Regions from separate parts of the Homo sapiens genome. Here region 1 is linked to region 2. A link is an interaction called in ENCODE POLR2A ChIA-PET data of the cell type or tissue named here. Cell type or tissue: PC-9. All regions are shown on one strand. Links, peaks and the distances in the headings refer to the core of each region. The heading gives the core; the rest is flanking DNA.

Region 1 (4,386 bases), core at 71-4,070, 56 kb after region 2:
TGTGGCGGGTGGCAGGTGTGCCCAGAGGGGGCCATGCAGAGGACCCTGGCTGGGCTTGAGGGGGTTTGCCTGGGGTGAGCACTGCTTCCTCCTTCCCTACCACCTTGCAGAGAGCTGAGGAAACCTGGCTTTGTGCTTGGCAGGTGAAAGATCTGGCTTCTGTCTCCTTGAAGAATCCTGTCCGGATATTTGTGAACAGCAACACAGATGTGGCTCCCTTCCTGCGGCAGGAGTTCATCCGGATCCGGCCTAATCGTGAAGGAGACCGGGAAGCCATCGTGGCAGGTGGCAGCACAGGGCAAGCCTGGGCAGGGTGGGCTGGTCAGCTTCCTTGAGCTCGTAGTATCCATGCTGAAGTGCTTGGTTTCCCCTGCGCCTCTGCCGTCCAGTCTTCCCCAGCGCAGAGGCTGCACTGCACTAATGATGATCCGCTGCCTCTCTTCTCCACGGGTCCTTCCTCCCTTTGCTTTATCGCCTCACCAATCCTCTTTGTGTCCTGTTCAACTCCCAACCACTTGGCATCAGCTGCTGTTGTACCCGTCAGTCCAGACCACTGTTCTCTGTCGCCTGGATCGTTGCGCAGCCTCTTGCTCGAGCTCCCTGCTTCCACTCGGCCTTTTGTGACTCTCTGCATTGCAGAGCATTTACAATGATTGCTTGCAGAAGACATTCGTACTTATTATGTCCTTATTTGAACACCCTGCGGTGGCTTCCATTGGTCTTAGACTAAAATCCAAACATCTTAGTTTTTTAGGACTCTTCGGGCCTGGCCCTTGCCTGCCCGGGATCCCAGCCTTGGAGGCTTGCTCATGGCTCCAGCCACATTCGCCTGCTTGCACTTTTTTTTTTTTTTCTTTGAGGCAGAGTCTTGCTCTGTCGCCCAGGCTGGAGTACACTGGCACGATCTTGGCTCAATGCAGCCTTTGCCTCCTGGGTTCAAACGATTCTCCTGCCTCAGCCTCCCGAGTAGCTGGGATTACAGGCACTTGCCACCACTTCTGGCTAATTTTTGTATTTTTAGTAGAGATGGGGTTTCACCGTGTTTGCCAGGCTGGTCTTGAACTCCTGGCTTCAAGTGATCTGTCCTCCTTGGTCTCCCAAAGTGCTGGGATTACGGGCATGAGCCACTACATCCAGCCGCCTGCTTGCACTTCTCACTATAAGCTGGTTCCTGCCTCCGGGCCTTCATGTTTGCCATTTCCTCTGTCTAGAATCTTCCCCTGGATCTTCCCATGGATCATCTGCCTTGTCATTCAACCTAATGTCACCTCTTCAGAGAGGCCAGCCCTTAGCTGCTTCCCCCTCGTCCCTGCACTCTCTCTCACAGCATTTTTCACCCCCCAGGAATTGGCTTCTCTGTATCCACCCTGGAATTTGAGTTCCACAGGACAGGGACAGTGCCTGTCTATCCAGTGCCAGGCACAGTGACCATACTTTGTGGATGAGGAGGGGGTACATGTTGAATAAGAGCCTAGAAACAGCTGCCAGCTCAGTCCTCTCTTCCTGCCAGCTTTGTTGACGAGGACCTTCACTGACCATGTGATGCTGTTCACGCAAACCAAGAAGCAGGCCCACCGCATGCACATCCTCCTGGGGCTCATGGGGCTGCAGGTGGGTGAGCTCCATGGCAACTTGTCACAGACGCAGCGGCTGGAGGCCCTCCGGTAACATTTGGGGTGGGGACTGAGGCTCCCACCATCCTTCTGGGGCAGAGAGGATAGAAGGAAGAAGAGGACCCTGAGCATTCTATTAGAACATTAGCAGGGGACACATAGCATGATCTTGGCCTTGAACATTTTAACCTAACCACTGTGAGGTCATGTCTTAGATGTGTTTAGAACTCTAACTTCATAGTCAGAGATGACCCTCATGTCCTTGGATGCTTGTCCCTAGCATGGGAGCTGTTGTGTGGCGTGACAGAGGAAGCTGGCTTGGAAAGGCAACACATGGTCTCTTCTTGGAAGCTTTCTGAGAGTGGTGAACATTCCTGGGTCTGATTGAACAAGATTTAGAGTCAAAGTTAGCAGCCATTACTTGAGCATCTACTTTGCCAGGCACTGTGCTGCGTGCTTTCCATGTGATTTCTTGTTTAGTCCTCAGAGAATGGCATCAAGGTGGTTGGCAAGGAGGAACCCTTTAGAACTCTCCACCTAACCCTGTTCATCAGTGGGTGCTGAAAGGTGTTTGTTAAAGATAGGCTGATTTAAACTGAGACAATTGCCTATGCTGTTAGCAGATACAGAACTACGTTTGCTCTGTATGATGGGTTGTTGAAGGGTGGGTGTAAATATCCCATGTGCTCACATTTAGAATCTATCCCTATTTTTTTTTTTTTTTGAGACGGAGTCTCGCTCTGTCGCCCAGGCTGGAGTGCAGTGGCGCAATCTTGGCTTACTGCAAGCTCCGCCTCCCAGGTTCACGCCATTCTCCTGCCTCAGCCTCCCAAGTAGCTGGGACTACAGGCGCCCGCCACCATGCCTGGCTAATTTTTTGTATTTTTAGTAGAGACGGGGTTTCACCGTGTTAGCGAGGATGGTCTCGATCTCCTGACCTCGTGATCTGCCCACCTCGGCCTCCCAAAGTGCTGGGATTACAGGCGTGAGCCACCGTGCCCAGCCTCTATCCCCATTTTAATGCCCTGTTCTGTCCTCTGCTGGCTCAGGCTCTTGTGGAGCATTATTAGGGGAGGGTGTCTGGATGAACAGCTGTTTGTGACTGTTTCTAGGCGTTTTAAGGATGAACAGATTGACATCCTCGTGGCCACTGATGTGGCAGCCCGTGGACTTGACATTGAGGGGGTCAAAACGGTGAGCAGACACTATCTTCCTTGGACTTTTGGTGGAAGTCTTTTTGCCTCTTCGCACCCCCCTTCCCTTGCCAGGCCTGACGTTCATTTTTGACCTTCTAGGTAATCAACTTCACAATGCCTAATACCATCAAACATTATGTCCACCGGGTGGGGCGAACAGCACGTGCTGGCAGGGCTGGGCGCTCAGTCTCTCTGGTGGGAGAAGATGAGCGGAAGATGCTGAAGGAGATTGTAAAAGCTGCCAAGGCCCCTGTGAAGGCCAGGATACTTCCCCAAGGTGAGCAGGCACCCCTGTGGCAGTGCAGAATGGCTCGGTGGGCGGGGCAAGGACAGAGTGTAATGGCTGAGAGCAGGTACTTTGCAGTTCAGAGCCAGATTTGAATTCCAGCCCTGCTGCTTCCTTGCCGAGTGACCATGTGCAGGTTTCACCTCACCTCTCTGAGCTTGCCTCCTGTGTGTAGAAGGGAATTATGACAGAATTGTAAACACAGTGCCCCATTTAGGTGGAAATTGAGAAGAGAAGGTTGCTTGGGGCAAAATTCTCACTAAACTCCTCTTTCCCTTACTGTTGGTGGTGGGGAAGAGAGAGATCAGTACTCATTCTTTTTGGGTCCTTTCATTGATTTTGTTCCTCTGATCTGTGGGGGTCTTATAAAGCACATCCTCTTTAAAGTCTTTTTTTGTTTTGTTTTGTTCTTGAATTCCTAGGCTCAAGCAATCCACCCACCTTCTGCCTCCCAAAGTGCCGGGATTAACAGTAATGAGCCACCATGCCCAGCCTTAAAAATTTTTAAAGTTATAAAAATAATACATATTTAGCCTGAGCATGGTAGCTCTTGCCTATAACCCAGCACTTTGGGAGGCCAAGGCAGGAGGATTGCTAGAGGCCAGGAGTTCAAGACCAACCTGAGCAATATAGTGAGCTGCCTGTCTCTAAAAAAAAAAAATTAGCTGGGCATGGTGGTGTGTGCCTGTAGTCCCAGCTATTCAGAAGGCTGAGGCAGGAGATCTCTTAAATCCAGGAGGTTGAGGCTGCAGTGAGCTATGATTGTGCCACTGCACTGCAGCCTGGGCAAAAGTGCAAGACCCTGTCTCTAAAAAATGAAATGAAAAGTACGTATTTATTGTTGGAAATTAGTAAATAAAAAAAAATGTAATTCTGTGTCAAAGAGCTCACCACTGGTAGCATTTAGGTGTATGTCTTTTCAAACCATTTTTCCTTTCTTAAATGTCCCTTTTATTTTTTTCATTTTCATTGTCTTCATTTAATCAGCGACTAGTTATTGAGTCCTGCTGTGGGCCTAGTGCTATTGATTCTGTTCTAGGTGCTGGGGATACAGCAGGGAACAAAGCAGAGCTGTGGTTCTGGGAGAAAGAGACAATAAATAAGCTAACAGTAGATGTGATTGAGAACAGCAGGAGGAGACTGCCTCATTAAGCTGTTAAGGAAAGGCCTCTGCACAGCTGGCATTGGAGCTGAGTCCTGGGTGATCGGAATGAGGCAGCCATGAGAGGTCTGAGGGCAAAGTGCTGAGCTGAGAGAACAAGGGTGGAGGCTGTGAGGTAGGAACGAGCTT
Region 2 (4,386 bases), core at 64-4,063:
AGCACTTTGGGAGGCCGAGGCAGGTGGATCGCTTGAGCTCAGGTGTTTGAGACCAGCCTGGGCAACATGGCAAGACCCTGTCTCTATTAAAATAAAATTTAAAAATTTAAGGGCCGGGCATGTGGACTCACGCCTATAATCCCAGCACTTTGGGAGGCCGAGGGTGGCAGATCCCGAAGTCAGGAGATCGAGACCATCCTGGCTAACACAGTGAAACCCCGTCTCTACTAAAAATACAAAATAATTAGCCAGGCATGGTGGCGGGCGCCTGTAGTCTCAGCTACTCGGGAGGCTGAGGCAGGAGACTGGCATGAATTCAGGAGGCGGAGCTTGCAGTGAGCCGAGATCACACCACTGCACTCCAGCCTGGATGACAGAGTGAGACTCCGTCTCAAAAACAAAAAAAAAATTTTAAAACACACATAAAAAAAGCTAAATATAAGAACGGAAAAAGGAGCTGTTAGAGTCAGACATAAAGACAATGCTAAAAAATAACCATCATCAACTTAGCAAAGAAAGAAGAGAGAGAGAGAGGGGAGAAATACAGCAGTCATTTGGATCTCAAATACTTTTACACAGTGATAGCTGAGATTCATACAAACATTCATGTTTTGGCCAGGTGTGGTGGCTCACGCCTGTAATCCCAACACTTTGGGAGGCCAAGACAGAACTGCTTGAGCCCAGGAGTTCAAGGCCAGCCTAGGAAACAGAGGAAGACCCCATCTCTCCAAAAAGTTTAAAACTAGCTAGGCATGATGGCATGCACCTGTAGTCTCAGCTACTTGGAAGGCTGAGATGGGAGGACTGCTTGAGACCAGAAGATTGAGGCTGCAGTGAGCCCTGAGTGCACCACTGCACTCCAGCCTAGGCAATGAAGCAAGACTCCATCTCAAAAAACCAACAAAAATGCACATTTCCATATGCAAATCTATTTTTTGAAATCCTCCAATTTCAAAAGATAATCCAAAGCCATCATGATCATTATCAATATATCTATATAGTGCACACTTACCACTGCAATTTTCCCCAGTCAAGAATGCATACTAAACCAGGCACCGTGGCTCAGGCCTGTAATCCCAGCACTTTGGGAGGCCAAGGTGGGCCAATCACCTGAAGTCAGGAGTTTGAGGCTAGGCTGGCCAACATGGTGAAATCCCATCTCTACTAAAAATACAAAAATTAGGCCGGCGCAGTGACTCACACCTGTAATCCCAACACTTTGGGAGGCCAAGGCAGGTGGATCACCTGAGATCAGGAGTTCAAGATCAGCCTGGCTAACATGGTGAAACACTGTCTCTACTAAAAATAAAAAAAAATTAGTCTGGCATGGTGGCACATGCCTGTAATCCCAGCTACTTGGGAGGCTGAGGCTGAACAATCACTTGAACCCGGGAGGCAGAGGTTGCAGTGAACTGAGATTGGGTCACTGCACTCCAGCCTGAGTAACAGAGCGAGACTCTGCTTCAAAAATAAAATAAAATAAAAATATAAAAATTAGCCAGGCATGGCCGGGCGCGGTGGCTCACGCCTGTAATCCCAGCACTTTGGGAGGCCAAGGCGAGTGGATCACAAGGTCAGGAGATCAAAATCATCCTGGCTAACACGGTGAAACACCGTCTCCACTAAAAAAAAAAAAAAAAAAACAACTAGCTGGGCATGGTGGCGGGCACCTGTAGTCCCAGCTACTCCAGAGGCTGAGGCAGGACAATGGCGTGAACCCGGGAGGCAGAGCTTGCAGTGAGTCAAGATCGCGCCACTGCACTCCAGCCTGGGCGATAGAGCAAGACTCCATCTAAAAAAAAAAAAAAAAAATTAGCCAGGCATGGTGGTACGCACCTGTAATCTCAGCTTATCGGGAGGCTGAAGTGGGAAAATCGCTTGAACCTGGGAGGTGGAGGTTGCAGTGAGCCGAGATCACGCCACTGCACTCCAGCCTGGGCGACAAGAGCAAAACTCCACCTCAAAAAAAAAAAAAAGAAGATAAAAAGTAGCAAATTATAGAAAGTCCCTTATGCAAAAGAAAGCTTATTTCACTTTTATTCTTTTTTATGTTTGGTGCTTGAATAAATTCTCAACTAAAAGGAAAATTACTATACAGAAGTAGTCACTTGCTAAACATTACAGGTTGCAAAGGTTTACTCAATGACAAACCAAAAGGAAACTTATTTGCCTAACTATATTTGACTGTCATCTAGGTAAAGGGTCATGGAGCTTTCATGAGCAGGTTGGTTCAATTGTGCAACAAGGAAAATAAGCTTCCAAGCATAATGAGACTTATTATTACATATAAATTGTTCTTTCTGACAGAGGAAAGGACTGCCTAGCATTCTGCATAAAATCACAATGGCTTCAGCAGACAATGGCCCTATTTGAATCAGGGTGGAATCTGCAAGGGTAGAAAATTCATGCCTCAGTTAATTGTAATCTATAGAAGGCATGGATTTCAAAACAGCAAAGATAGGAGAGAATCAGACAAGATCTAGTTAGATCCTAAAGCTCATCTCTGAAGGGAGCTAATATAGTGACAATGTAAGCAGCATTATCTGCTCACTTCATGCCAAGGGGTATTTCCAACACCTATTAGTGATTAATGAGACATGCTATGTCATTACAGACTACAGGGTAGCCTCAGTTGAGGTTAAACACAAAATGGAACTTCAGACACCATTTCACTAAAAGCTCACATCCAAAGGCAGATTTAATTTCACTGATCCAGCCTTTCAAGACTAACCATAAGAGAAGACTGCCCAGGTGGAATACCAAAGAAGCTTCTGATTCAGATCACCGTTTCAAACAAAAGTAAAACAAAATTGTTCAGGAAGCAGTTCAATTCCAAACAGGAAGCTGTACTAAATACTCCCAACAGTATTAGCCACAAGAGGGATGTTAGAAAGGGCTAGGAAGCAAAGAGGACAACCAGCACCTATCCTATAAAGTTAATTGGAAGCTTAGTTAACTCATTTCCACTAAAGCAGAATGTTAGAATTCAGAAGAAATGAATTTTTTTTTTTAGCAACAACCTGGACTACAGTTCTTTTTTTTTTTTTCCCCCCCTGGATACAGAGTCTTGCTCTGTTGCCCAGGCTGAAGTGCAGCGGCACGATGTCAGGTCACTGCAAACTCCACCTCCCGGGTTCAAGCCATTCTCCTGCCTCAGCCCCCGGGGTAGCTGGGATTACAGGCACGTACCACCACACCCAGCTAATTTTTGTATTTTTAGTAGAGATGGGGTTTCACCATGTTGGCCAGGCTGGTCTCGAACTCCTGACCTCAGGTGATGCGCCTGCCTTGGCCTCCCAAAGTGACGGAATTACAGGCGTGGGCCACCATGCCAGCAATTTTTAACAAACCTGATGACACACGATAGCAGTAATTTAGGAGCTGGCCTCCTTTAACACAAAGGTTAATAAGACAGCCCCTCCCCACACACAAACCTGTGGATCAGCTTTAAGTTTTAGCTTAATTTGACATAACAAATAAAAGTAAACTGGAAAGCTATTTCAAGGGTCCATCTAAAAGACTATTACTTAACCAGACTTTCTTTCAAATTGATCTAGGGTTCTAATGAGCAAAATTCATCCTAGCTGCTGCGGTGGGGAGAGTCAGGGGAGGGCCACCAGTGACAAGCAGAATCAATTATCCTAAACAAAAAGCACCTAAGCATAATTTAGAGACAAAGCATGGTTCAGTGGAAAGAACACTGACTTTGGAGCCAGACCAGCCTGTGCTCTAGAACTAATACTTGGTGCCTCAGGACTCTGAGCCAGTTATCTGGCCCCTCGGAAGCGCATCAGCATCCTCAGCAATTATTATGAGCTTTACGCTGCAAAGATGTTTATGAGTATTAGAAATACAACATAAAGGGTCTAAGAAACCCTTTTCTTTGGTTCAAGGAAAGAGCTAAATGAACTGCAACTTTTATATTATTAGGTAAATTCAACCTGACCTTTTAATTCCTTTTCTGCATAAAATAACTTTCACCCTGTAATTCTAACCTGGCACATGGTAAGAGCTCAATAGCAGTAAATATTATTATCCAGCAAATTCACTAAACCTGTCCTTACACATAAACATCTATAAAACTTACAGCAACACTCCACTTGTAAAAAATTTTAAATAGGATCAGAGAATATGCTGACTAAAACCAACCCACTCACTGAGCAACCAGTTCTGTAGCTACATCAAGTATAGGGGCAAGGCCGGGAACAGTGGCTCAAGCCTGTAATCCTATCACTTTGCGAGGCTAAGGCAGGCGGATTGCCTGAGCTCAGGAGTTCGAGACCAGCCTAGGCAACATGGCAAAACCCCATCTCTGCTAAAAATACAAAAAATTAGCCGGGCGTGGTGGTGCTCAATTGTAGTCTCAGCTACTCGGGAGGCTAAGGC

Evidence for each region. ChIA-PET counts read pairs that join two places held together with the same protein. Peaks named below come from ENCODE experiments on the same cell type or tissue, not always from the same donor. Only the 100,000 strongest peaks of a DNase experiment are listed, where the experiment ranks them.
Region 1: POLR2A ChIA-PET joins it to region 2 with 8 read pairs; 9 of 35 experiments call an interaction of 5 or more read pairs at or near these places.

Annotation. Positions count from the first base shown.
Region 1 is chr20:49,233,425-49,237,810 of GRCh38, forward strand. DDX27 (DEAD-box helicase 27) reads left to right here. Exons shown (of 21, transcript NM_017895.8): 11 at 144-285; 12 at 1,511-1,664; 13 at 2,726-2,807; 14 at 2,909-3,086. Among named protein-coding and RNA genes, the nearest start is that of DDX27, 16 kb to the left of the region's middle. In PC-9, for the core only: no CTCF peak of the experiment used is centred there; no DNase peak of the experiment used is centred there.
Region 2 is chr20:49,177,286-49,181,671 of GRCh38, forward strand. All of the region lies in intron 1 of STAU1 (staufen double-stranded RNA binding protein 1), which reads right to left. Among named protein-coding and RNA genes, the nearest start is that of STAU1, 8.9 kb to the right of the region's middle. RefSeq lists an enhancer at 3,178-3,706. In PC-9, for the core only: no CTCF peak of the experiment used is centred there; a DNase peak (open chromatin) is centred at 2,196; H3K4me3 peaks cover 938 bases; H3K27ac peaks cover 1,819 bases.